Regions from separate parts of the Homo sapiens genome. Here all the other regions are linked to region 1. A link is a contact called in ENCODE Hi-C or POLR2A ChIA-PET data. All regions are on one chromosome and are shown on one strand. Each heading gives the region's core, a stretch centred on a gene start or an enhancer-like site at or near the end of the contact. The rest is flanking DNA. Distances are from core to core; before and after follow the strand shown. Region 1 holds the start of IRF1 (interferon regulatory factor 1). Region 2 holds the start of UBE2B (ubiquitin conjugating enzyme E2 B). Region 3 holds the start of PPP2CA-DT (PPP2CA divergent transcript). Region 4 holds the start of C5orf15 (chromosome 5 open reading frame 15). Region 5 overlaps LOC105379182 (a long non-coding RNA gene). Region 6 holds the start of CDC42SE2 (CDC42 small effector 2). Region 7 overlaps CDC42SE2 (CDC42 small effector 2).

Region 1 (3,773 bases), core at 556-3,055:
TTTGCTGTACCAAGAAAGGATCCCACGACTCAGGGGTCACTTGTTTTCTCTTATTCTTGCTCAGAAGGTCTTGGTCCCTGTAGCAAGTCCCCACTTCCATTTGTCACTTAAAGTACCCCAAAACCCACCTTTCCATTCCAGAGTGTCATTGCCCTCCACTTTGCTTAACACTCAGTTAGGTTCCTTCCTCAGTTTCTCCTACCTCCTTTCCTCTCCTAGCTCCTGACCCACCTCTATCTGGTAGACAGTTTTGCCCATTCCTGCTGGTATCCTGGGAACCAGGTTTGGCATTGGTCACAGCACTCAGATTGCAATGCGCCAGAATGGGATTAACCCATGCATTTCCTCTACGGGAGGGAGGTAGAGTGACTGGCAAGTCGAATGTTGCATGGGTGTGTCTATTTATAGCCTGCAAAATGGGGTGCTGCCCTGGAGGGAGAGCTGGGGTGAAGGAAATGACACGCCTGGGAGAGTAACTTACTTCTGCAGGAGCTTTAGGGAGATGAAGGAAGAAGCCTCCTGGGCCAGAGTTTTGGATGGAAAATGAACACCCAGTCAAGTCTCTAGGACTATACGTGGGGCGGGGACTAGTTGTGCGCGAGAGTTAAGTAGGGGCCTTACCAAGGAGCATGGGACCTGGGCTCCCCAACCCTTTGGCTAGCCCCATGGCGTTGATCAGCCCTGAGCTAATTCCTCCATGCTGCCCAGAACCTCTCTGGGCCAAGCCCTGGGGACTCAGAGATGACAGCAATGCTTCCATTGCGGAACTCCCATACGCGGGCCACAGGGAGGCTCTGGAGGCGGCCTGAGGCAAGAGTGCTAGGAGGGATCAGAGCTAGCCCACCCCTACCCTCACTCAGCCGTCTGGGCTTCTCTGAACCCCTTCTCCTCCTCTGTTCCCTAAAGCCAGCCAGGGGGAGTCCCAGGGAGGCAGACCGAAAAGGGGTGGGGTGTCATCCTGGTCACTATTAGACCCTGCAACGGCGACCTTGAAAACTACTCAGCGTCTGTTGCCCGAGTGGAGCATAGTGCTTTACAATCTCTTCCCATCACAGCAAACCATCAAGGTAGGGCTACTATTATTTTATGGTTGAAAAACAGAGGTCCTGCGTCCCTTGGGGGCTGTGCCAGCAGCGGCCAAGTTGGGATTTCCCCTGGTCCAGCAGCCCCAGACAGCACACGGGGCAGGGTAGGCTTTCTGCCTTCTTCACTTCCCCAGGGCAGGTGAGTGACCTGGAGGGAGGGGGTCACCCCTAAAAACAGGGGTAGTGCTAGGACTGAAACCCTCCCTTCTTGATATCCCACTGGCAAGCTTGAGGAGCCAGGCTGCCAGTCGGGAGATTCGGCCCAGTGTTCCCACTGGAGAGGGCGGCAAGTGCCCGGGCGATCCCCTCACCTGCGTTCGGGAGATATACCCCCGCCCCCGCCCCGCCAGGAGGGTGAAAAGATGGCCCCAGGAGCCAGCCGGCTGGGACAAGGCGGAGTGAGAGGACAGGCTGGGGCCAGGGGCGCTGGGCTGTCCCGGGCAGCCCTCCTCCGGGCAAGCCGGAGCAGGGGTGGATTGGGAGCGCTCGGGGCGGGCCCGCGGTGGCCCCGGGGCGGTGGCGCCCGGCCGGAGAGGGTGGGGCGGAGCAGCCGCCCTGTACTTCCCCTTCGCCGCTAGCTCTACAACAGCCTGATTTCCCCGAAATGACGGCACGCAGCCGGCCAATGGGCGCCCGCGCGGCTGTCCGGGGGCGGGGCCGGCCAGGGCTGGGGAATCCCGCTAAGTGTTTGGATTGCTCGGTGGCGCCGCTGCCCTGGCAGAGCTCGCCACTCCTTAGTCGAGGCAAGACGTGCGCCCGAGCCCCGCCGAACCGAGGCCACCCGGAGCCGTGCCCAGTCCACGCCGGCCGTGCCCGGCGGCCTTAAGAACCCGGCAACCTCTGCCTTCTTCCCTCTTCCACTCGGAGTCGCGCTCCGCGCGCCCTCACTGCAGCCCCTGCGTCGCCGGGACCCTCGCGCGCGACCGCCGAATCGCTCCTGCAGCAGAGGTGAGTACGCCTTTGAGGCGCGGGGCACCGGCGGCGTCGAATAAAAGGCGCGCGGGGCACCAGGAAGTGGGGGGTCGAAAGCTCCAGGCTGGAGACTCGCCGGCGCGCGGCGTTGCCCGGGCCTCCGCGCGGGCTCCGGGGGGCGCCGGAGGAGCTGCGAGCCGCGGGCCGCGGCGCGGGGAGGGCGGGACGCGGCGTGGACCGCCCACCCGGACGAGGCTGCCGGCGCCCGGCAGCTTTCGCAGATCTGCGTGCGCGCAGCCGCCAGGGGCCTGTAGGTGGCCCGCTATGTTCGTCCCGCGCATCCACACGCCGTGCCGGGGACCGAGTGTCAGCCCACGCGTGGGCGCCCAGTGCTCCCGGCTTTCGGCGGTCCCAGCTCCGCGCCCAGGCGACAGGTTTTGGGCTCCCTGTGCTGGTGGCAAGGGCTGGCTTACTGCCCAGGTGGCTGGAGGGAATCGTGACCTACGGAGACTGCGGGAAGAGGCGCCACAGGTGTTCCTTGGGCCACTTCTCCAGAGGAGGGGAAACCGGGCCGGAAGGGTTAGCGTCCTGGTCTTAGCGTTGTGGGCGCTGTGGCTGTCAGGAAGGCGTAGAATGGATTCAGGGGGGCGGGAGGGGGCTGTTCAGGGTGACGGCTAGCCCTTTGCTAGCTAGTGGTTACAACTCAAGTCAAGGGAATTTCTTCTTGGCATCAAGCAAAAGAAGTCCCTCCCTTCCCAAAGGATTTGAATTTTGAGCGAAAAGTTCTGAAATTAGGGTATCTGTGCATTTTGTCTCTTTTCCTGCATATGAATCCTGAAGCCATCACTTGCATGCCTGTCTCCTCCAGAGACTGGCTGGGAGGGGCTGAAGGAAGGGGCAAAAGCATTTTTGCCTAAGATGCTGAAAAAATTTGGAGAGCAGTTTTATTCCAGCGCAGCTCCCCTCCGCACTGAGTGTAGTACCTAGCAGCTGGCTGAGGTGAGGGGAGGGTAACTAAGTGACCTCGGGTGGGGCAGGTCACTGCCCAGGTACTGTTCAACAGATTCCAGACTGGAGCCTCTGTGTTCTCTTTACAGCCAACATGCCCATCACTCGGATGCGCATGAGACCCTGGCTAGAGATGCAGATTAATTCCAACCAAATCCCGGGGCTCATCTGGATTAATAAAGTGAGTGTAACTCTTTGGGTTTTCCTGCCACTGTTTTAACCCATGTACTTCTGGAGGGACCAAAGCTTCAGATGCAGCTCAAAAAGGGAAGTGATAACGGGACAAGCAGGTGTTTCTCCCAGTGGGTCCTGCATGCAGGGAGTGTGCACGGCCCAGCCTGGGCCTCACTTGCATGACTCCTGCCTTCTTCCCTTCTTGAGGTAGGGCACCCACCTGAAGGCACTTCCAGTTTCCAGCAGCAAGACTTTCCAGCATCTGCAGAGCTGGAGTTCTGCTCTCCTCTAAGCGAGACCCTTACAAACATACACAGCACTCTGCAGGGCTCCAATCGAACAAATAGAAGACTGAGAAGTGGATGCTGCTGGGCAGAAACGTGCCTGGCTTAGCAGAGGACAAACGAGTTAATCTTGCACCAGTCACTCTGGCCCAAGAAGCCTATAGCTGGTGCACTTGGGGCAACATAGACCCTATAGACTTAGTAGCAATGATAGTATTCATAATAATAGCTAATGCTTACTGAACACTCCCTGTGTGCCTGGCACCTGCTAAGTATGTTATTTACATTGTGTCATTTAATCCTCGCAGTA
Region 2 (3,773 bases), core at 919-3,418, 1.9 Mb before region 1:
AACACCACGTGTTCTCACTCATAGGTGGGAATTGAACAATGAGAACACTTGGACACAGGAAAGGGAACATCACACACAGGGGCCTGTTGTGGGGCGGGAGGAGAAAGGAGGGATACCATTAGGAGATATACCTAATGCAAGTGACGAGTTAATGGGTGCAGCACACCAACATGGCACATGTGTATACATATGTAACAAACCTGCACGTTGTGCACATGTACCCTAGAACTTAAAGTATAATTAAAATATATTTAAAAAAAAAGAATTGATGTATATAGACTGTCCTCTTATACCAAAAAAAGTTTAAAACCTCAAAAGCAAGTAATATTTTTACAGAACCATTGATTTTGCTGCTCTAAACATGCAAAGACTGTGTATCCTAACCAGGCTACTTCTGCAAAATGGCTACAAGAAAAAAAAAAAAAGCAAACCTCAGTGTAAACACAAAATGACTGAAAACACATTAAATTTAACTAGGAAACTAGTATTAGGCAGCAGATTTACTCTATTCCTTTTGCTTCAAACAGCAATGGCTTTAAAAAGTAATTAGTAGGTTTTCTGCCAGTCCCTATTTTAAAGGCTCTGCACTAACACCAAATCCACCTCTCAGATCAGGAGACTCAACACAAGGCTTTCCAACATTCGTCATAGTCAAATTCTTGTAACCTGCAGATCTCTGGAAACTACAAAAGGTGCCATGCATTCAACTCAGAATTAAGCAGAGCATTACAGTAAGGAGCCAGGGCGACAATGACATGAACTAGTTTACTATCTGAATTTGTCATGAGTGCTAATCAAATACGCTGATTTCAAGCTTTAGAAAGATGACTTTTGCACCAAAAAGGGCATCTCCTTTCAGAGACTGTAACCTCAATTAAAAATGCTACATTATATACACACACAAATACATATGCAGTTGTTTTTCATGGGGCATCATAATTTGCAACTAGTCCACATTAAAAAAATGGTTTTTAGTCAATCTCAAGCAAATTAGGCCACCACGAACAGAAGCCTTAGAAGAACTGCACTGCTTGACGCCTACCTTTAAATGGCTAAGAGAAGCTACGAATGAATTAAATAAGTTGGCCAAATCCAAGTGCCTCACATAGGCTTTATAATAGCTGAGAGGTGACTTCCTGAGCGACAAATCTAAGTTTTTATGCTAGATATTTTGTTCAATTAGGGCAGGTGTCCCCAGAAAAAATGTTAAGAAAAATGTGCAGAGTATCAAAATGATGTTTTCTCACTTATTTTTTCTATGTCTCTAAGTATCCAATAAAAGGTAAACAACGGAATAATCATTTTCTATCTCACAACCCCAATACCTCCTAACAAAACCCTATTTTATTTACCAAAGGAGGCCCAGGGAGTATCAGATTAGCGCCAGTCTAAGGGAAGGCATTTTTCCAGACTCGGGAGGCTATAGATAGGGGCTTTCTTCACCAGCCAGAGCTGAGTTCCAGAAAGCACTGGCAGCCGGGGTGGCCAGCTCTAAGGTCCCAGATCTCTAAGTCAGTTCCCAAGGTCCTTTCAGGCGGGCGGGGACAGAGTCGGGTTTCGGGGGATGGGTTAACCTCCGGGCCTCACGCACTGGACCCCACCCTCAGGGCACAAATGGAAAGGATTGGCAGGAGTCGGGAGAGGGGTTCGCCCCAACACGGCTCCTCGGAGAAGACGGCGGGGCCGTGAAACAAAGCTGACTGGTGCTGCCGGAGAGGAACAAGCTCCCGCAGGAGCTCACTTTGAGGGGACAAGAAGGGGGCGCCGCAGGGTGCAGGGGCGGGCGGATAATGTCTGATCGCCTGGGCGAGACGCCGGGCAGCTGGCCGAAATGGGCAGCAGGGAACCCTAGACCAGTCGATCGACACCGTTTTACTTTTTGTGGGGAGGGGAAGCAGTATCAAAATTTCTTCGGGCGCCAGAACGAGCGGCAAAGCTTATGGGAGTAGGGCCGAGGCTAGGACCCGGCTTCCGCCAGTCCCGCTGGGCCCACAGCCGGCCCTCTGAGGGTCACAAAGGGGAAGGTGTCTGGGATCCACGCCCTGCAGCCCCGCAGCTTTGAGGGGCCGTCATCTAGGCGAAGGTGAAGGCCCTTACCGCTTGAAATCCCGCATGAGCCTCCTCCGGGCCGGGGTCGACATGCTCCGCAGCTGCCCCGCGGTCAGTCTGAAAAAAAAAAAGTCCCGCGCAGCCCCCCCACCCCCCGGCGCGGCGGCCGAATCACTGTGGATCGCCGCCGCCGCCGCCGCCGCCGCCGCCGCCGAGACTGACAAACAACCCTGCAATGACGTCTCCCTCCGCCGCCTCCGGATCCCTCCGCCCTCCGCCGCTACCACAGTGTGAGTGCTGGGGGAGGAGGGGGCGGGACGCGGGAGCGCGCCTTCCCCGAGCCCTTCAGCGGGGCGCGGTTCCCCCTGGGCTTCCTGAAGTAATAGACAAATTTGTGTTCTCTGTGTTCAGACTAGAGGTTGTGGATTCAAAGACCACGAAACAGAAACACTATCCCGTCTCCCTCCCCGTCACTAGTTTAGGCTCGGCGGGGTGGAGAAAGAGGGACGCATCCGGGCCAGAGATTTCAGGGAAAGGAGGTGGGATGATGTAAGATCACGTGACTGCCCGCGGCCTTGTCAACAATCCACCCCTGAGTGGGAGGGGGAGAAGTATCTAGAACCACGTGTCCCTATGACGCGTTTAGAACGGGTCACGTGAGCGCCTCGCCTGGATGTGAGTTTCAGCCAGGTCTGTGAAGCGGGTTTAAGAGGGTGAGGGCGGGATAAACCTTTATTAGTTGTTTTCTGTTTATCACAGGTATAGAGACAACATTACCCAAGAGGTCATGGCAGAATCAACAGCTTGTTTTGTTTTCTTTAAACCGGGACCAAAAATAATTCCCCTCTGGTTGGTTCAGTGGCTTATTAACTCTGGTACTTGGGGCAAGAAGAGTGAGAGGATCGCACGATCTTCTAAGGCAGCCTTGAATACTGAGGCCCACACAACAATCTCCTGAAATGGTTCCTTGAAGCTACCAGATAGTCTTTCTGCTTTGCAGTGGGGTTTCTAGTATTGGAAATTCTGGGCAAATATTAAAGGATGGTGTATTATGCAGTTTTTCCTTTCTGGGTCTGCTTTCAATTGAAGATATGTGTCAGAGTCCGGGGACTTGCCTATGGTGGGGGAGTACCATTGTATTTTTAAGGAATGTGGGGGTGCAGTCTTCCAAGCATATCAATGAGTGGTTGGTTGTCAAAGAAACCTACAAATATGATTCATATTCTGGGGGAGAGCTCCGGCAGACATGAGTGAGGGTTATATATCTAGCCTGAGATAACTTCAGGTTTTCTACACTAGCAAGAAAGGTGCAAATGGGCCAGAAGGGCCCCCCACCACCAGGGGGTTCAGAGGTGTTGACCTCCCAAAGACCTTGAATATTTTCTGTGGTCACCGTCCTTCCCTCTATTGCTTCCAATTCCTACCTTCAGGACTTTGTTATACTAAGGACTCTGAGTACTTTTGTATCCATTTGGGGAACTGTTCAGTTCAACAGGTAAAGGGAGGGTGGAATGAGGACCTTAACATTGCCTCAGCCTTGCCCCTGATTCCATGGAAGCAGAGTTAACTTTTCTGACTTTCCTTGTACCTCTTTCTTCAAACCCTGAATTCCCTCTCTGCTTCCAGTGACTGCCTTGGTGATCAGGTTAGCCAGGCCTAACTCTTGATAGGTCCTGTTAGACATTCGCAATGTGTTTTTTAAGTTAAAAGCTGAATATTCTTAA
Region 3 (3,773 bases), core at 701-3,200, 1.7 Mb before region 1:
GCTGGGTGCGGTGGCTCACACCTGTAATCCCAGCACTTTGGGAGGCTGAAGCAGGCGGATCACCTGAGGTCAGGAGTTTGAGACCAGCCTGGCCAACGTGGCGAAATCCGTCTCTACTAAAAATATAAAAATTACCCGGGCATGGTGGCGGGTGCCTGTAATCCCAGCTACTTGGGAGGCTGAGGCAGGAGATTTGCTTGAACCTGGGAGGCAGAGTTTGCAGTGAACCGAGATTGCACCACTGCACTCCAGCCTGTGCAACAGAGTGAGACTCTGGCTCAAAAAAAAAAAAAAAAAAAAAAAAAAAAGAGAGAGAATCTAGGCAAAGAGAAATAATGTTGATTCTGTTCCATATGTCAGACCTTGGAAGGTCAACTGCATGACTGTGGCTGAGACTTTGTACTTGGGAGTGTGCAGTTTTAAATCCTGACCACTATCTTAGGCAAGTCCCTTCTCTTTTCTGAGTGCCTGTCTGCTTCTTGCCCCATCAGACAGTTCTCACACAGGTTCATGGCAACGGTAAAGAATAAGATTAGACAGCACACTGGGTATGGCTTTATAATCACGGGCACTAAGTGATGATTTTTTCCTTATTCATTCCACTTGGTCTTAACTCTTACCCTTCTATTGTTTGGGGATGTTAACTGCAAAACAGGGACAGAATTTGGGCTAAAGGGTCTTTTTCCCAGTCTGGTAAATTAAGTATGTGATAAGACTTCTAGAAGAGTAGATTTAAGGTACTTTCTTTTGTGCACACTAATGGGAGGTGTGAAGGGAAAGCAGAATTGCAATTTCCAGCCTAGGGAGGCCAAGCCAGTCGGCCTTGCCAAACACGTTGTCTTGGATAAAGGAGGATTTTCAGTCCTGCTATTGGCTGATGGGGCCTCCAGTGCCTTCTTCAGCCTGTTGGTGGGGATGATGCCCTCAGAGCCGCAGAGTGAGCAGTCTCCTCCCAAGCATCGCTGAGCACTTGGGTGTGGAAGGGTTGCCTGATACTGAGGGTGGGGTTCCTGGAAGACAGGCGATCAGGTTCAGCTCTTGCCTTGCCCTTTATGGTTAAATGTTCTTTGGAAAGCTTCTATATCTTTCAAATCCTGGGGGCATTATGATCTCTCTTCTGCCTATCCCAAACCATCTTCAGCCAGTACTGTTGGGAGAATACAAGCTCCAGGGCATGGTCCCTGGTCCGTCTGGATGACCCCTCCGGATCTGGCATATAGCTGGCGCTCTATGGAACCAGATATTTATGTAAAAGCAGGGACAATGGAATGTGAAAACGTTTCGCAAACTCCAAAGCGATTCATAACCAGACAGAGGTCCAATCCTAGGGTATACGAGCTCTCTCTTTTAAGCACGTATCACAGCTGCTTCTCACGCCACCGAGACGCGGTCAGGACAGGTGCATCCATCTTCTCTGGGCTTCCCCTCTTGAAAGTAGGCCAGGGCGCGCAGGGGTTGAGGGTCTCTCATTCCCAGAGAGAATTAAACTTGGAGGAAAGCAACCACCGGCGAGGAGCGGGGCGCGTGGAAGCGAGCCGCGGTCCGAGGCCCAAAGAAAAGCCCAAGCCTCGCCCCCGCCATCGCGCCCGACGAGACACCTAGGTCCGGGGACGGGTGTGTGCCGCGGAAGTCAGGTGCACTGCGCAGCACTCCCCCGGTAGGTACACGCTCCTCCACCTACGAGTGACCTAATTACAAGGTGCCAGCCGCGCCCAGAGGTGGGGGTGGTTAATCCAAGCGGCCACTCGCTGCCCGTTCCTGCCCCCAAAGATGACGGAAACCCACACGATTACAGAGCCGCAGCACCCCAGATGAGCCACGGGGTCGCAATTCTCGTTTCCGTGATCGGACTGCCAGGCCCCAGGTGAGGAGCTGAGTTCATCACCAGAGCGGCCTTCCCAGGGGAACCAGTTACAGGCTGCCAGTGGCCCCGGCTTCCATCCGGTCTGCGCCTGCGCGCGGCCCAAGCCCTCGCCTCTCCTGGAATAGTGCTCAGGGATTAGTCCGGTTCGCCGCTGTGCGCACTGCGCATGCTCCAGCTCCATCCTTCCCTTCCCCCACCACCCCGCCCTCCGGGAGCCACGCCCAAAAAGTCAAGGCGCTTCAGTTACCAGCCGGCTACGTCGCGCCTGCGCTTTGACCCCCAGTTTGCGCCCCAACTCCGGTCGTGCGGCCGCCCGGGGAGGGCTCTGCAGTTGCGCAGCTTGCTCCCCGGCCCTTTTCCCCTCCGCTCCCCGCCGCCTCCTGACGCCGGGCGTGACGTCACCACGCCCGGCGGCCGCCATTACAGAGAGCCGAGCTCTGGAGCCTCAGCGAGCGGAGGAGGAGGCGCAGCGGCCGACGGCCGAGTACTGCGGTGAGAGCCAGCGGGCCAGCGCCAGCCTCAACAGCCGCCAGAAGTACACGAGGAACCGGCGGCGGCGTGTGCGTGTAGGCCCGTGTGCGGGCGGCGGCGCGGGAGCAGCGCGGAGCGGCAGCCGGCTGGGGCGGGTGGCATCATGGACGAGAAGGTGTTCACCAAGGAGCTGGACCAGTGGATCGAGCAGCTGAACGAGTGCAAGCAGCTGTCCGAGTCCCAGGTCAAGAGCCTCTGCGAGAAGGTGAGCTGTAGTACGGCTGCGGACAGCCGCCGCGGGGCCGAGCCCGCCGAGGAAAAGGCGGCCGTGAGGAGGGTGCAACATGGCGGAGGCCGCCGGTCCGGGCCCCCCGAGTCTCCGAGACCGGCGCCCATCCTGGCCGGCGGCGGCTTCCTAACGACCCGGCGCCCCCTGCCTCCCGCGCAGGGATTGGTTGCCGCCGCCGCCTAAAATGGCGCCGTTCACTCGACTCCTGGGCTTTTGAGTCAGCCGGCCTTGGCGCCAGACGAGGTGGCAGGGGGAGCGGAGACCCTGTGGGTCATCGTCAGGGACGGTTTTGAGGGTGAGCTGGCTTGGATTCTGCGGCTTGGGAATGGAGCCTGGGCCTCTCCGGTGGGCTGAGTAAGAGTCTTGCCGCTGGTACCCAGGCCTAGTTAGGTCCAGAGCTGCCCAGAGGATCCCCCAAAGGCAGTCTTGTTAGGCCGTATCCCAGAACATACCTAAAGGTCACACAGCTTTAGTACCCCTTGGTGGTTTGTATTAAACTCACCAAGCGATCTTCTCCAGAAATCAAGGTAAGGGGTGTCTTTAAGAATTTTTAAATTATTCTCTTAACCTAATTTTTACGAAGGTCATGGTGGTAGCTATAAGGGAGGAGTGTAACTTATTTTTCATAGTTGGAAGAAATCGGGAATTTGGTGAGTCATACTACATAAGGAGCTTTTGGATTGGAAATCAAGTGTCGGTTGAATATGATTTATATGCTGACTCAAAGCCTTCTCTAAGCTTAACACACTTGGCATTTTGCCGTTTATTTTTAAAATGAACAACATAAAATGGAAGAGCGGTAAATTTTGTATCTTTGTTGCAAAAATTACTTGATAGTATTTTGTGGCTGCAAGTAGTAGTAGTGATAATAACTGTCGACTGAGATTGTATTCCAGACATTGTGCTTAGTGTTTAAATAATGTCTCACATACACTGAAAATAGAATGTTGTAGTCCACTTAGTAACACTAAACTTTATATTAGCTAATTCCCTTTTGTTTTCCCCTGGGGGTTGGGGAAACAGGTAGTTAATTTAGCTATTAGCTTTGTGTTGTATTTTTAAATTCTTGTAACTCAGTTTTCTAAAGTACACAAAATGCTGATCTCTGCTGTGAACATTTTAACTTCCCTTTTCAAAATTAACTTTGCA
Region 4 (3,773 bases), core at 615-3,114, 1.5 Mb before region 1:
CTGGGCTCCTGTGATCCTCCCATCTCAGCCTCCCGAGTACTTGGGATTACAGGCATAAGCCTGGCCCTAAAATATTTAAAAATGTATAAAGGGTTCTCTTGAGTATGAGGGAATATTTCCCTCACTAGTTACTTATTGTCTGCTTGTTGCATGCAGCATGTTGGAATATCATTGTGCAAAATGCTTTGAGTTCATAATATCTCACCAGTTAAGAGAATTGAGACAATCTGGTATGAGGACACAAATGGACAAAGTGGACAATGAGTCAGGGAAGAGGACTGCAGTGTGTTTATTATAGATTAACTTTAAAGTCAACAAGCAGAAACTAAGATTGAGAAGCTCATTTGTTGAACTGAGTGGTTTTACAGAAAACTTAAGTACCGCTCAGAGAAGGGAAGCTCCTGGGGGACTGGGAGGACTTTGCACCTTGGCTAAAGTGGAGAGTTTGCAATAAGGACACCATTCAGTCTAATACGGGCTTCTGGGGGATTTCGGGAAATGTGCAGATGAATGACTTCTTAGTTTTCTTAACACAGAGTTTGTGTGTTTCTGAGCTGTCACCAGGGTGAGATAAAAGCTTAGGGGAAACCAGATTCAGGAGTAGAACACAGGCCCTTTAGAGAGACAGCTCAGCTGTGTCTCTGGGGGATAACAGCAATCTTCGCAGGGAATCATAGAGACCAGAATGGTGAAGCTGTGGGCACAATAAATGTCTTGCTTAACGTCACATTGATTTTCCTGAAATTGATCAAATGGAACTTTTATGAATTGAAGCCTGTATCTGTTTATTAAGGAGACATTTACAGAACGTACACACAGAGCAAAGTATGGCGCCAGGGCCCTAGGTGAACTTCTTGGAAGTTTGTAAGTTTGCATTTTTATACACTGGGGATTTCAAGTAACAAAATTTAAAAAGAGAAGCTTATTTTAGGAAATCTGAAAGTTATTTTCAATGGCAGCCCCTCACCTCTACTTCCTAGCTACCTTCCTTTCTTTTCCTCCATAATTTTTTTTTTTTTTTTGAGACGGAGTCTGTGGCCCAGGCTAGAGTGCAGTGGCATCTCGGCTCCCTGCAGCCTCCACCTCCCGGGTTACAGCGATTCTCCTACCTCAGCCTCCCGAGTAGCTGCGATTACAGGCACGCGCCACCACGCCTGGCTAATTTTTGTATTTTTAGTAGAGTCGGGGTTTCTCCATGTTGGCCAGGCTGGTCTCCAACTCCGGACCTCAGGTGATCTGCCCTCCTCGGCCTCCCAAAGTGCTGGGAGCCACTGCACTAGGGCCGGTCCATAATATCTTTATCATCTTGTATAGTGTGTATTTTACACCATATTCGCCCTCACAAGAAAATAAACTGCCAAGGCGGGCGGGGGGGTGGGGGGTTCTTTTTGTTCACTGCTGTATCTTAAATAGGGAGAGGTGCTAAATCTTTGTTGAAAAAAAATAAATGACTGTCGGGAAAGATTTTTAAAAATTACTTATAATCCCATCACCGAAATAGGACTACTTAACATTTGTGTTTCTTTCGCCTTTGAGAGAGGAAGAGCAGTTACTTCGCTTTCGTGATCAGTCTGTTCTACAGCTGGATCTTCCTTTTTAAAATGGCTAAAAACGCTATTTTTGGCTGTATAGTACCCAATCATGCAGGCGGCAGGGAGGGGCTCGCTTTGGCCCTCTTCAGCACGTCACACCCTACCTTTAATCCGCAGCCAACTGTGTGGCGGTCCCCACTTTCGCCTAGCGGCAACTCCCTCCTCCCTGCAATCCTTCCTTCTTATTCCGGTTTCCAGAGCACGTCTCCAGGCTTCGACGTCACCACGCTGGGACGTATGTGCCGAGGGCCGCGGCGTCTGACCTCATGGCGTAGAGCCTAGCAACAGCGCAGGCTCCCAGCCGAGTCCGTTATGGCCGCTGCCGTCCCGAAGAGGATGAGGGGGCCAGCACAAGCGAAACTGCTGCCCGGGTCGGCCATCCAAGCCCTTGTGGGGTTGGCGCGGCCGCTGGTCTTGGCGCTCCTGCTTGTGTCCGCCGCTCTATCCAGTGGTAAAGGGGGGCGGCAGTGTGGGCTTAGGAAGGCTAGGAGGGCTCGGGCGCAGGGCAGGAGACAGGCCGGGCCAGGGAAAGGGCGCTTCCAAGTGTCAGGAGCAGACGGCGGTGTCTGGTTGGGTCAGGGTCTCCGCGGGCCTGAGGACGGAGGGTATGGTGTCTGAAGGGGTCCAAGGTGGTAGGGTCTCCAAGGGGCCTGAGAAGCGGGGTCCCTGAGAGATGCAGGAACCCAGGGAGCAGGCAGCAGGGTGTGTAGATGGGCGGGGAGGGAGGAGTGGTGTTAGCGCCTAGAGATCGTTGAAGAATGGGCTGCCGCAAGGAATGGCGGTGGTGGGGTCTCCAAAATTTCTTGGATCGGAAAGTTAGGAGACTCTGGAAGAGAGGGTGGCGACAGGGGCTGAGGAGGTGGCCGGGGCTGGGGGTGTGGTGTCTGGAAAGGGTCCTGAGTTTGGGGGACTCAGGAATCTTGCAGGACCAAGGAAAGGTGGGGGTTTTCCAGAATGGGAGAGGTCAGTGGTAAAGACCGAGGCGGGCAGGGGCAGTAATCCAGTGACTGGACTGAACCAATGGAATATTTCCGAGAGGGAAAGTGAAAGGGAAAGAGCTGTCTTAGGGTACTGGTGCATATTTGAAGACTGGGAGGTTCTGGTGTTTGATAAAGATTCAGAGTACTGGGGCGTTGGGCCCCTGAAGGCTTGGGAGGCAGAGAGGAGTTTGGAGACAAGGGAGATCATGATTCCTCTTCCCTGTGTTCCGAGTTAACCAGGATAACCCTGCCTCGTTTTAATGCATCTGTAGGATTTGATTGATAAAATATTTCATTTCTTGCAAATGTTGCATGGTGAAATCAAGAGATTGAAGGCTTTTATTGAGAAATTAGGAAATCTGTAAACCAGTGCCTGATACTTGGTGGGAAAAATCCACTATTAAGAACTTGTAAGGATTAAACGGTATTTTGTTTAGTAGTCCCATTTTTCTTTCAGGCCAAGACACAGTCCTGCGTTTCTCCCTAAATTTGAATTTTCAGCTGCAAAACAGTGTGACCTGGTATAGTGTTTTCTTTCTTGCCAGCAGGGCCTGTCCAGCCCTACATTCCTCTGCGACAGTACTGTGGGTACATACTTATGTTTCCTCAGCAACATTTCAGTGTTGCTAACTGGACGCCCTCCCAGAAGTCTTTGCAGTCCCTGAGGAAGGACTGCTGTCCATTTCCTAAGGCCCTTTTATCATTAGTGAAATGTAATGAGGATTTCCCTGGTTGATGCAGATATTCCCGTTCCTAAAGTACTTAAGTAGCTTAATTGTTTTGGCCATTTAATCATCTAAGAAAAATAAAACACAAACATTTATATTTCCTGCTGGAATGCTTAAGGGATATATATCTGGCAACTGTAGTTTCAGAAACAGCTTTTTTCCCCTAAGAGATGGTTGAAAATTGGGCAAGAAGTGAGGCAGAATGTGGACTGTTAAGTGTCCTTTAGTCTCTGCTTTTATTTGTTAGAGCCCTATAAATATTTTTCTAACTATACTGAGACATTTTAGAGAATCTTTATCTTTTAAATTAAGTCTTTACATACACCAGTTTAAAATGTCATAAATTCAGATTATTCTGTCCTGAAAAGAAGCTAAATGAAAACGAACATACATGTCTTTAATAGGCGAGCAGCTCCACTGCACTACAGTGTAGCTTGGGATATAAGTATTTTTTGTAAGCATACCTTATAATT
Region 5 (3,773 bases), core at 828-3,327, 1.4 Mb before region 1:
TGCATGAAACCCAGGTTCCCTGTGGGGTCCCTTGCCTGCCAGGACCCCACAGGACCTCCTTTTCTTACTCTTTTGACCAGCTTCTTCTATCTGCCCCTCAAATCCCAACCAAAATTGTGCAGATGGGCTTTCCCCTATCATTCCATCCCTGGCTTGGATGAAATCAGAGCCCCTGGTGTACACTCCTGTGTCCCTCAAATTCTAATAGTTATTATATACTCATTGTTGAGTATCATTGTCATTGCTGGCTGAATGCCTGCCATCATTGAAAGCTCTGAGGACAGGGCACTGTCTGGCTGTTGCTCCCTGTATCCCTAGCACTTAGCATGGGGCCTGGCACACCGTGGGTGTGCAGGGAGTGTGACTGAATGAAAGACGGAAACTTTAGCAGAGCCCACACCTCTTTAAAACTAGAAGCACCCATACTCCAACAGCTGAGACCTCCCTTCACCTCTCTGGAAACATCTGGCAAGCTCCACAACTCAGTCCAGCTGAAGGAAGTGGAAGGGCCAGCCAGACCTTGCGCCAGGGTGTCCTGAGGACATACAGCTGGGAGCACTGGGCTGTGATCTTTAGCCAGGCAGGAGTGGGATGGCAGGAGAGGCGGTGCCTGCCCTGCAGGATCCTGGTTGGTGCCATCGTGTCAGTCACCCGGAGTGGGCCACAGGGGACAGAGAGGCCACCTTACACTCTACAAGGCAGGTTGTGGAGAGGTGAGGCCTTCGTGGGCAAGGGCAACTGGGCAGTGTGGTCTGTTAGGGTGTCGGGAGTGTCAGGTGGGGAGGCAAAGCTCCAGGCTGTGTCAGGATGTCAGGAGACACAGAGGTGAGGCCACAGCGAAGGTACAGGACTCGCCGCAGTTCCTGCATCATGAAGCCCTTCCTGACGAGTCCAGGCTTTGCTGACCACACCAGCAGCGTTAAAGTGAAGACCTGGTCATGCAGATCTGGAAGGTTGGCGCCCCTAGGACAAGCCACAACCCAGCAGGTCCCAGGTGGGAGGGAGAGGGTTAGGCAGCAGTGAGCAGTTGGGCCCACCTGGGACCACAAGGTCCCCACAGGCTTTCAGGGCTCAGATGTGTGAGCGGGGGTGGGAGCGGAGGGGAGAGGCAGTGGAGGAGGGTACAGGGAGAGAGAAAGATGGGTGGGAGGAGAAAGTGGGGATGAGGAGGAGGAAGGGAAGTGGATAGAGAAGGAGGAGGGAGGAGCAGGGAAAGAAGAGGAATGAAGGAAGGGGTGAGGAGGGAGGGGAGCCCTGGCCGCATGGTCGTTGGGCAGGCCTGGTGCAGGCAGTGTGGCCCACATGCTGCCCCTCCAGACACGGGGCTCAGCCTGGTGGCCGGGGGCAGGGAGCCTCCTGGCCTAAGCCTCACATTCACAATTGCCTCTTTATATTTAGATGTTGGGGATGGTTCCAAGTGAGGTTTTAATGTTAGGAGCAGTTATTTGTTAAATGTAAGCATTTAAAACCTGCCACAGGATTTATATCCGCATCTTGGTATGTCTTTGGTTTTTAATCTATAAGAGGCCTGATAAAGTAAGTGGATGTGGTCCAGACCTCTGGGCCTGGGGCAGCCCCATGGGGAAAGCCTTTCTCGGGAATAGAGCCTCAGGCTGAGGGAGCCCTAGGCCCAGTTCCCACTTGTACACATTGCTGGATGTCTTACCTCACTGGCTCTGCAAGCCCTGGCCAGCCACCAAGCCTCCCCACCACTGGGAGAACTTAAGGTGCTTTAATCAATTCTTTTTCACCCCATTAGTGCGGGAGGATGTCACCCTATGGTTACGGGATGCGTGAACACTTGACACCCAGCACTGGACAGATATGTTGACAGCAGTTTATCAGTCATATATGCTCACAGCCCCAGGGAGGACTCAGCACTCCACACCAGCCACAGGGGAGTCACACTCAGGAGCAATGTGAACCACCTGGGGCTGTGGAAGCAGGCTTTGTAGTACCAAGAGGGCGAGGTGCCCCTGCTGCCCATGGGAGGACGTGGTTGACTTGGCTGAATAGTTCTGAGGGCTGGCAGGGAACTGAAACTCAGAGAGAAGCAGGAACTGCATCTGGTCTCCCGGATAAGGAGGTTGTCTGGCCAGAGGACCTTATCCACAGGAACAGAGGTGGAGGGGGAACTTGTGGTTAGACCATCCGAGGCCCTCCCAATTTTACCAGTTGTCACGGTGGCACATAGTAGGCCTTCATTTTAGGCCTTATAGCACAAATGAGCTAATGGGCTTAGAGCTCCTGCTTCAAGTGCAGGGCAGAGGAAGAAGGCTGGAGCTGGAGCAGATGGCGGCATGGTCAAGGGCTCAGTGAGAGCTCGGGAGAGGCTGTTGGGGACTGCGAGGGCCCCAGGAGGTCGCCCAGGAAGACACGTTAAAGCTCTCTGGCACATTCTTGCCCCTGCTGTGCTTAAACCAAATCAAACTTATTCCTGGTAGAGGACCATTCCATTTTTCTGATCTGATGGAGAAGAAATACGTTGAATTGAATGAAGATACACTGAATGTCTTCAGGCCAGTAGTCTCAAGGTCCAGCCACCAAGAGGGCAAACTGACCTTGACAGGTGCAGGATCAGGGTCCTGGGATGTGGGAAGCCCTAGAGTATCTTCCGTCCCCCTTCTCCCCTCGAAACCCTAGATCTGGGCTCATGGATGGACTTGGGGAGTCATCAGAAAGATGGAGACAGGCTGGGCACGGTGGCTCATGCCTGTAATCCCAGCACTTTGGGAGGCGGAGGTGGGCGGATCTCTTGAGGTCAGGAGTTTGAGACCAGCCTGGCCAACATGGTGAAACCCCATCTCTACTAAAAGTGCAAAAAATTAGCAGGGTGTGGTGGCGCATGCCTGTAATTCCAGCTACTCAGGAAGCTGAGGCAGAAGAACTACTTGAACCCGGGAGGCGGAGGCTGCAGTGAGCCGAGATCGCGCCACTGCACTCCAGCCTGGGTGACAGAGCAAGACTCTGCAAAAAAAAAAAAAAAAAAAAAAAAAAGAAAGAAAGATGGAGATGTGGCCCAGGGCCACACATTCCAGATCTCCATGGTTTCCTTTGGAGTCATTGTCTCCATCTTTGCAGACTGACAGGTCAAACCCTCCAGTGTGCCCTTAACCGCAGCAGTCTCTGTATCCTCCTTCCACTTGGGCTTCGCTACTCCTCTGAGCCCAGTGCCAGACTCAGGGGCTGCACAGGACCCCACCCTTGCTTTCCTGGCCCTCACGCTGTGGTTCCCTCGGCCTTTCCACAACGCTTCCTGATTCTGTAGGTGCTGGAGCTTCTTCCTGCAGTGGTCAGTGGTCCATTGTCCTTGTCACACTTTTCTGACCCCAGTGAGGGGACAGTGTATTTGGATATGAATCTGTTTTGGTCTCACTGCAAGATTTGGGACACTTTTCCTAAAGTTGGGAAGGGGCTGGTGGTTCAGTGTGCAGGTTTCGCAAGCAATAGAGAATGGTACACCTGGCCTAGGCACTTGCTAAGACCTGGCAGGACCTCAGGGGGGTATCTGGCAGAGGCCCACCCTTGCTGTCACATCAGGGGTGATGTGAGACTCTTCCCTGAATGTTCTGCTGTGTACAGGACCCCCAAGAATATTGCATGACCCTAGGGAGGGAAAGAGGCCTCACTAAAACCTGACCAATGCTGGCTTTCTCATCAGCCTTGGAAAGTGGCTCATGAAACACCACCTACTCATTTTTCCCCCTAACTATAAAAGCAATTCGTCTTAGAAAATTTAGAAAATATGGAAGAATGCAAAGACGACCAGACTT
Region 6 (3,773 bases), core at 581-3,080, 1.2 Mb after region 1:
CCAGAAGTACATTACCCTTCAATACACTGTACCAAAGTCTCCTAATAGGGACCAGGGAGATAATAAAAACACTAGCTTATTAAATGTCTTCCTCCCTTCATTTTAAAATGTAGACAGATTCTATTAAACTGACAATATAAAAGCTTAACCCAATAATTTTAGCTGTACAAAGTTACTTATTAACCTTTAAAGGCTGTTATGAATTTACACTTCCTGCAGTTCACCTGCCATCTTTCCCAACTGAAATAGCCACTAGGGGTTTAAGACAGTCACCACTTGCGACATCAATAATAAGGAAATAACTTTGCATTCAAGTTTAAGAAAAGGATAATTGCGGATTTTGCCTGTGCCCATAAACAGGTGCTTAATGAATATCTGTTGAGTAAATGGTGACATTTTATTATATTAGTGCAACATTAGCTTTTCCCCCCCTAAATTTAGAGTTCTCCCTTGCTCAAAAAGCAGCAAGACCATACCACAGTCCCTTCTCAAAAACACATAAACTCCTTTATTCATAATGAAACAGAAAGCTGGGTTTCAAAATACAATCCCACTCCCTCTTTATCTTCTCCATTATTTTTAAAGATTAGAAATAAGGCCTGTTTTTAAGAAACAGAAAATGTATACCAACTTCTCTCAAACCAAAAGAGAAAATCCAAATTTGATATATATTTTCTATGTTCATAATATTGAGAGTAAGAACGGACTGTTCATCAACAGTATGTTATGTGGGACAAAAACTAAAAAACGTATATCAAAAATACATACTGTTTGCCGACATTCTTTCCTTAATCATAATCAAGGAGTATGTGCCTAAATTTTACTAGATGTGAGATAAGCTTTGTCTGATATTTCAAGATTCATTCATTCAACAAATACTTTACTGAGCACGTACTATAAGCCAGGCCCTTCAACGAAACATTTAGATTTTGTAAACTGCACATCACCCCCCAAAATTCCCCTAAAAAAGCTTATCATTTAAAATAATTGCAAGCTAAAGAGGAATCCCCAATGTTGTTTCTTACACATAGTGAAGTCAGCGGATCGGGGCGCTTTTTCAGCTGTTAATGCGGCATCAAGGAGCCGCTACCTACCACACCCGTTGCCTAAAATCGCAACTTAAAGCTGCAAGCACTGGGTAAAACAACCTGTAAGAGTAGCTCAGCTCCCGCGACGAGGTAGCCAAGGGCTTTCAAGCCCGGGGCCCGGGGCGAACCGCGGCAGGACCCGCGGACTGAACGCGTCGGGCGCCTCAGGCGAAGAGTCGGAGCTCCGGAGCCAGGTGTCTTTGCTCCCCGAAACCCTCACCTAGAGACCCCGGGCCCTCCCCGCCCGCCCCTCGCACCACCCTCCCGACTTCCAGACGTGAAAAGTTGGGGGGAGGGGGGGGGTCTGCCTTTCCATTTTACATCAGGCGGTCAGTTGGCTGCCTCAGCTGTCCGCCTGCCGTGAATTCTGAACTGAGCGTGTAACCATTCCTCAGAGGAAACAGAAGAAAAACCAAAGGCAGGGTCCTAGGGCATGAGGACCTCGCCCAAACCTGAAATGGAAGACGCAGGCTCAGCCCACAGCCCGCAGCGCGCGGCTGGCAAGGCCGGGCCGCGCTCACCCCAGAGCCCTCAGGGACGAGGGTTCGGGGCTTCGGGACCCCGCCCAAGGGACCGAGAGGGCGAGGCGTGGCGGCCGACGCGCGACTGGGGCTGGCATTGCACTCACCGTCGCCTTTGTCTCAGCCGCCCGCTCCGGCCGCAGCCCCTCTCAGCGCCGGCTCCGCGGCTCCTGCCGCCCCAACGCCTGCAGCTGCGCTCCCCAGCGCGCTCGCAGCTTCCTGGCTCCCCCTCCCCGCCCAGGCTCGCGCGCGGGTTGGGCGGAGCGAGAGGCGGCGCGCGCCCCTAGAGCGGCCGGAGGGGCGGGCGCCGTTGCGCAGCTGCAGCGACCGCAGTGCTGGCCCCGCCCCCCGCCAGGCCCCGCCCCCGCCGTACCTCCGGCATGGGCGAATCGGCCGGCAGGCGATGGGACCCCCGGGATTCGAGCCGCGCGGGTTAGGAATTGGCCTCTGTAGCTAACGGACGCCTGAGATCCGGGACTGCAGCACTCGCGGGAAAGGACGCTCCGAAAGATGGCGACCAAACCTGGGCGGGAGCGTGGGGGAGCCCCTTCCCACCCCGGCCCGGGCCGCGGACATCCGTGCGGAGGAGCGACGTCTGCGCACGTTGTGGGGCGGTGGACGCGCACAGGCGAGGGTGGGTGGGTGGGTGCTGAGCGGTTGTGGGATGAGGGGTCTCTCAGTAGCGGTTGAGAGCCCATCCTCTGACCACTGCTTTTTCATGTAAAAGTCAGAATCGTTCAATCAGTCATTAACTGGTTTAAGGCTGGCTAAACCACCTGGTTTGAAATGCGTGAAAATTACACATGTACTAGACTTCTGTGATTCCTTTGGGTGTGTATTTTACATATCTCAGAAATCAGAAACATGAGTGCCCTATCTAGCAGCCAGCAGTCCACCAAAATGCCTACAAAACTTTATCGTAAGTTCAAAAGGATAGCGTAATGCCACTGAAGTAAGCTCTCGAACCTGTAAGTAATGTATGGTCTTCCCCATTCTAGGTTGATGGCGAGGATTTCTAGTTACTCAGGCCAAAAACTTTATATCATCCATAACTCCTCTCATACTCTCATTTTCACTTTCAATCTGTCAAGAAAGCTTGTTGGTTGTACCTTCAAAATAGAACAGAGTGGGCAACATAGCGAGACCCTGTCTCTACAAAAAAAAAAAAAAAAAATTACCCTGGTGTGTTGGCGTGTACCTATAGTTCCAGGTACTCTGGAGGCTGAGGCCAGGAGTTACGTTACAGTGAGCCATCATCAGGCCACTGCACTCCAGCTTGGGCTGGACAGAGTGACACGTGTTCCAAAAAAAAAAAAAATTCTCCATCTTTCCTACCTTACTATTTTTCCTTTCATCCCATGACACTTCCCACCTTGTAACAATCTTTATAATTCAGAGTCAGCCCTCCGCATCCATGGCTTCTGCGTTTCTGGATTCAACCAACCACAGATGGAAAATATTTGGGAAAAAAAACACAACAATTTAAAAATACAAATAAAAACCAATACAATATAACAGCTATTTACATAGCACTTACATTGTATTATAAGTAATCTATAGATAATTTATACAGGAGGATATATGTGGGTTATGTGCAAATACTATATCATTTTATATTAGAGACCTGAGAGGATTTTGGTACTGGTCGTGGTCCTAGAGCCAATCCCCCTCGGATACTGAGGTATGCCTGTATTTATCTGATATGTTTAGCTTTTAGTGTCTGCCTTCCCTAGTAGAAGCTGGGATTTTTGTCTGTTTTGTTCAACTGATGTATCCCAAGTCCCTAGAATAAATGAAAAATTTAAAAATTCCCTGAGATTAAAAAAAACTAAAGCAACAAAAAATGACCAATTTTTTTTATTTTAAATTTTCTCTTGGTTTCTGTTTCAGTTAACCATAAGATCTTTATCTACATCATACCATAAGCATTTTGATTTTCCAGTTACTGTGAGTACAGTGATGACCATTTACTTGACTTTTAATGCAGTTTTTTGACCAATGATACGCTACAATCCTATTTCACTGAATGAGAATAACATGATAGAGTAGAGGAAGGTTACATAAAGACTATTAATTCTAAAAATTTCCTAGAACAAAAAAAAAAAACCAGAAAATTCCCGAACTTGATATATGTGCTTGTAAGCCTCCCTTTGAATTACAAATG
Region 7 (3,773 bases), core at 735-3,234, 1.2 Mb after region 1:
CTCCATTAAAAATACAAAATTAGCCAGGCATGGTGGCACAGGCCTGCAATCCCAGTTACTTGGGAGGCTGAGGCAGGAGAATCACTTGAACCCAGGAGGCAGAGGTTGCAGTGGGCCGAGATCACACCACTGCACTCCAGCCTGGATAACAAGAGCGAAACTCCATCTCAAAAAAAAAAAAGAGAATGATGTACTGATACATGCTATATGAATAAATCTTGAAACATTATGCTAAATGAAAAAAGCCAGACACAAAAGGTCACATATCGCATGATTCCACTTACATTAAATGTCCAAAGAGGCAAATCTAGAAAGAGAAAATATGTAAACGGCTATCAGAGGATGTGGGGAGGGAAGAACAGAAATGACTACTCATTTTGTTTTGGGGTGATGAAAATATAAAATTAGTAGCAACGGTTGTACAACACTGACTTATGTAAAAAAGGTGATTTTGGCCAGGCGCAGTGGCTCATGCCTGTAATCCCAGCACTTTGGGAGGCCAAGGCGGGCAGATCACCTGAGGTCAGGAGTTCGAGACCAGCCTGAACAACATGGAGAAACCCCATCTCTACTAAAAATACAAAATTAGCCAGGCATGGTGGCACATGCCTGTAATCCCATCTACTCGGGAGGCTGAGGCAGGAGAATCGCTTGAACCCGGGAGGTGGAGGCTGCGGTGAGCCGAGACTGCACCACTGCACTCCAGCCTGGGCAACAAGAGTGAACCTCCATCTTAAAAAAAAAAAAAAAGGGCCAGGTGCAGTGGCTCACACTTGTAATCCCAGGACTTTGGGAGGCCAAGGCAGGCGCATCACGAGGTCAGGAGATCAAGACCATCCTGGCTAATATGGTGAAACCCCGTCTCTACTAAAAATACAAAAACATTAGCCAGGCATGGTGGCGGGCACCTGTAGTCCCAGCTACTCGGGAGGCTGAGGCAGGAGAATGGCATGAACCCGGGAGGCGGAGCTTGCAGTGAGCCGAGATCGCGCCACTGCACTCCAGCCTAGGTGACAGAGCAAGATTCCATCTCAATAATAATAATTTTAAAAAGGTGATTTTTTATGTGAATTATCTCAATTAGGGTGTCATTAAGGAAGGAAAATAACCTCCTCTCCCCCCAAAGAAGAAAAAAAAAGGTTACTTCCTTAGAATAATCTCTCAGAAGTGGAAATACACACAAATATGCCAAAGCGCTTTTGAAACAGGTTCCAGATTTATACTACCTCCAACAACATATTTAGTACCTGTGTCATCACTGTACTCAGGTCTGAACAAGCACCATTCCTTAAACCTTAAATCTGATAAGAGAAACTTGCTATTGTTTATTACTTTAAAAATGAACACTTTCTCCCCATATCTTAATCATAAACTTTTCAAATGGTCAGTTCTTAGCCTTTAAAAGTGACTTCTCTATGTATATAACACAAATGTTTCGATTTCTCAGGAAATGTAGAAATGGACTTTCTTACAATTTTGGTCAGCAATAATTAACTCATCCTAACTCAGTTCTATTTCAGCTTTTAACCTTAAAACTTTCCTTTAAGTCACATATTTTTAAAACAGTCCGAAAAACTACTCTCCTCCTTAGACAGGGAAATTAAAATTTCCCTGAAAGATCACTACCTGGGTTATACATGTTTCTAGTTTCCTGATGGCACTTAACTTTCAAGTGAAATGTCCAAGTGGCTCCCAAGACATTTTAAAACGATATGGTATTGTTGAAAGGAAATTAAACATTTATTAACATCTTATTCTACAAGCCAAATGCTTTATGTGCATTACTTCATTTAATCCTAACAAATGTATTACTCTCACTTAACTGAAAAGGAAAATGAAAATCACCAACGGTAAGAACTTGCCACGCAGCAAATATGCAGCAAAGTTAGAGATCAAATCGAGGTGTGTCTAAATTTCAAAGTCCATATTCTTTCTGCCACTTTACAATGCTTTCCAAGCTAAATGACTATGGAAAATCAGGCAAGACTTTGAATACTTGTTCTGCCACTTACTGTGTGACTAATTTCTAAACTTCTTCAGAGTAGAGTTTACAAAAACAAGGTCACTGTTCACAAAATAAATCTTAAAAGAGGAGGCTAAAAATTCACTGTGAGATGAAACTTTCTTTAAATACTATTTTTTCAACAGCAAAATGTATGGAATAATTCTAAACACTTTTCTAGAATTTGTTTCAAGATTCACTTTACCTTCCAACAGAGGCACTTGCATATCCACTCACAAACATGTAATGTAGATAAAAAACACTTCTTTAGGGGCTGTCAAGTCTCTTCTGTAGACCACAAATGCATCATTTCTCAGTAGAAAAGGCCACATCAACTACATTGCTCTTTACTCTTCTTTACCACATGAGAAATGTTTTCAGCAACATATACACCATTCAGGAAGTAGCACAAGGGGGTAAGAGAAAAAGCTACTGAAGAGAAAAAGACTGGAGGAGCTTGTGAGCAAGCAGTGATACAACACAGAAAGGACGAGGTTAAGAACAATAAAAATGAAGGCAAGACATCAGCGGTCTACTCTACCCCAGGTAATGGATATCACTGTGATCAAGGAAAAATCCTTAAAGGATCTTTGATTTGCTTTTACAATTGCTATTTAACGACCCAAACAACCACTTGACAAATTTGGAACTGGTGATTTCCAAAGAATGCAATATACCAATATATATGAGCAATTCTTCCACAAGGATTTTTCACATTCATAAAACAAAAATCAAAGGAAACATTAACATAAGAATTCTTACATGCTAAAATTTTTCCAAGAACTATTTCACTCCTCATTCTCACACATAAAAAGGGTAGCAATATCTAATAAAATTGTCATACTACAGATAGATGAAGGCCTTCAATAAAACACAGTTTTCTTCCAAAATTATTTTACTATTAAAGGATCAGTCGGACTTGGACAGACTAAAAAATATAAACTTATCTACAGGCTCATATTTTACCCTAGGGCTATTATTAAAATAATTCTGCTGTACATAGAATCCTGAATGGTTTTCATCAGCTAGTATAAAACAATCAGGCTATTGTGCAATGGTAAGAGGGCTCTTAAGAAAAAAATTACTGCTGAAAGTAATTCTTTTCTCCAGTTGACTTACCACATTCTACTCTCTATAAACACCATTGTTTTTAATCACAACTTTACCTACAGCTTTATCCTCGTCAAACAGAATTTTCACTTTCCAATATGACCCTTTCAAACTGAAGTAATAAAAAGTAATACTTTTATGATAATATTCGTTAAAGTGAAATGTCAGAGTCTATGTAAGATTTTGTGAAAAAACATATATTCATATTGAGGTATCTGGAAGGATGTTCATCAAAACATGACCACTGACTAGTTATTATATTTTAGGGTGGTAGGATTAAAACTTTTTCCTTAGCTTGTATATACTTTCTGATGTTCTACATTAAATACAGTTTGTGTGTGTGCATAAAAGAGAATAATTTCAGTTAAAGGGTAAGAAATGTAGACCCCATATTTTAATTCAGTAGCACCAGTTCAAATCCAGTTATTCAGAATTAACAAAGCAACTGTTGCTCAAAAAATGCCAATAAACTCCCGAGCCAACTAAGTTCAATTTTTCTTTGAGACAGGGTCTTGCTCTGTCATCCAGGCTGGAGTGCAGTGGTGTGAGCTCAGCTCACTGAAGCCTTGACATCCTAGGCTCAAGCAACCTCCCACCTCAGCCCCCAAGGAGCTGGGGTCATAAACACACTCATGCCCAGCTAATTTTTGTATTTTTTATA

The links. A loop is a pair of places that touch in the nucleus more often than their neighbours do. ChIA-PET counts read pairs that join two places held with the same protein, here RNA polymerase II (POLR2A). Pooled maps may share reads with other maps.
Region 2: a loop to region 1 is called in a map of naive thymus-derived CD4-positive, alpha-beta T cell, with 5 times the contacts of the local background. The contact joins the promoter of UBE2B here to the promoter of IRF1 in region 1. A Hi-C loop is called at or near these places in 1 of 168 maps with a recorded cell type or tissue (naive thymus-derived CD4-positive, alpha-beta T cell) and 9 of 50 pooled maps. POLR2A ChIA-PET finds 5 or more read pairs at or near these places in 1 of 52 experiments (WTC11).
Region 3: a loop to region 1 is called in a map of CD4-positive, alpha-beta T cell, with 5 times the contacts of the local background. The contact joins the promoter of PPP2CA-DT here to the promoter of IRF1 in region 1. A Hi-C loop is called at or near these places in 1 of 168 maps with a recorded cell type or tissue (CD4-positive, alpha-beta T cell), 1 of 37 single-sample maps with no recorded cell type and 9 of 50 pooled maps.
Region 4: a loop to region 1 is called in a pooled map, with 5 times the contacts of the local background. The contact joins the promoter of C5orf15 here to the promoter of IRF1 in region 1. A Hi-C loop is called at or near these places in 2 of 37 single-sample maps with no recorded cell type and 6 of 50 pooled maps. POLR2A ChIA-PET finds 5 or more read pairs at or near these places in 2 of 52 experiments (A549 and A673).
Region 5: a map of OCI-LY7 shows a loop between it and region 1 (4-fold over the local background). The contact joins the enhancer-like site here to the promoter of IRF1 in region 1. A Hi-C loop is called at or near these places in 1 of 168 maps with a recorded cell type or tissue (OCI-LY7), 1 of 37 single-sample maps with no recorded cell type and 2 of 50 pooled maps.
Region 6: a pooled map shows a loop between it and region 1 (5-fold over the local background). The contact joins the promoter of CDC42SE2 here to the promoter of IRF1 in region 1. A Hi-C loop is called at or near these places in 1 of 168 maps with a recorded cell type or tissue (naive thymus-derived CD4-positive, alpha-beta T cell) and 13 of 50 pooled maps. POLR2A ChIA-PET finds 5 or more read pairs at or near these places in 3 of 52 experiments (CD8-positive, alpha-beta memory T cell, activated CD4-positive, alpha-beta T cell and activated naive CD4-positive, alpha-beta T cell).
Region 7: a loop to region 1 is called in a map of naive thymus-derived CD4-positive, alpha-beta T cell, with 5 times the contacts of the local background. The contact joins the enhancer-like site here to the promoter of IRF1 in region 1. A Hi-C loop is called at or near these places in 1 of 168 maps with a recorded cell type or tissue (naive thymus-derived CD4-positive, alpha-beta T cell) and 4 of 50 pooled maps. POLR2A ChIA-PET finds 5 or more read pairs at or near these places in 2 of 52 experiments (activated B cell and activated naive CD4-positive, alpha-beta T cell).

Annotation. Positions count from the first base shown.
Region 1 is chr5:132,488,805-132,492,577 of GRCh38, reverse strand. IRF1 (interferon regulatory factor 1) reads left to right here and starts at 1,805. Exons shown (of 10, transcript NM_002198.3): 1 at 1,805-2,033; 2 at 3,095-3,186. The coding sequence starts at 3,100. RefSeq lists enhancers at 554-603, 644-853, 345-990, 1,124-1,263, 2,285-2,932 and silencers at 1,404-1,853, 2,114-2,393, 2,924-2,973.
Region 2 is chr5:134,369,964-134,373,736 of GRCh38, reverse strand. UBE2B (ubiquitin conjugating enzyme E2 B) reads right to left here and starts at 2,168. Exons shown (of 6, transcript NM_003337.4): 1 at 2,098-2,168. The coding sequence starts at 2,141. It also overlaps a transcript of CDKL3 not described here. RefSeq lists enhancers at 1,836-1,935, 2,876-2,945, 2,454-3,049 and a silencer at 2,356-2,405.
Region 3 is chr5:134,224,587-134,228,359 of GRCh38, reverse strand. It overlaps PPP2CA-DT (PPP2CA divergent transcript), which reads right to left and starts at 1,950. Exons shown (of 1, transcript NR_186539.1): 1 at 1-1,950. It overlaps PPP2CA (protein phosphatase 2 catalytic subunit alpha), which reads left to right and starts at 2,287. Exons shown (of 7, transcript NM_002715.4): 1 at 2,287-2,600. The coding sequence starts at 2,499. MIR3661 (microRNA 3661) reads right to left here and starts at 2,603; the gene lies at 2,508-2,603. RefSeq lists enhancers at 987-1,506, 1,348-1,507, 1,507-2,028, 2,029-2,548, 2,888-2,997.
Region 4 is chr5:133,966,716-133,970,488 of GRCh38, reverse strand. C5orf15 (chromosome 5 open reading frame 15) reads left to right here and starts at 1,864. Exons shown (of 3, transcript NM_020199.3): 1 at 1,864-2,043. The coding sequence starts at 1,905. It overlaps LOC105379183 (a long non-coding RNA gene), which reads right to left and starts at 1,800. Exons shown (of 2, transcript NR_134247.1): 1 at 1,697-1,800; 2 at 266-738. RefSeq lists enhancers at 1,721-1,940, 2,571-2,670.
Region 5 is chr5:133,931,180-133,934,952 of GRCh38, reverse strand. The region is part of intron 3 of LOC105379182 (a long non-coding RNA gene); the gene reads left to right. Among named protein-coding and RNA genes, the nearest start is that of WSPAR, 19 kb to the right of the region's middle. RefSeq lists enhancers at 1,636-1,695, 1,158-1,785. Within about 2 kb of position 2,077, at least 4 of the 41 ENCODE cell types and tissues checked have a DNase peak (open chromatin) inside an H3K27ac peak, as active enhancers do; they include OCI-LY7, where a contact is called at or near this core.
Region 6 is chr5:131,262,110-131,265,882 of GRCh38, reverse strand. CDC42SE2 (CDC42 small effector 2) reads right to left here and starts at 1,830. Exons shown (of 5, transcript NM_001375635.1): 1 at 1,717-1,830. RefSeq lists enhancers at 551-1,368, 2,497-2,546 and silencers at 1,567-2,216, 2,247-2,296, 2,307-2,376.
Region 7 is chr5:131,279,907-131,283,679 of GRCh38, reverse strand. All of the region lies in intron 1 of CDC42SE2 (CDC42 small effector 2), which reads right to left. Among named protein-coding and RNA genes, the nearest start is that of CDC42SE2, 18 kb to the right of the region's middle. Within about 2 kb of position 1,984, at least 6 of the 41 ENCODE cell types and tissues checked have a DNase peak (open chromatin) inside an H3K27ac peak, as active enhancers do.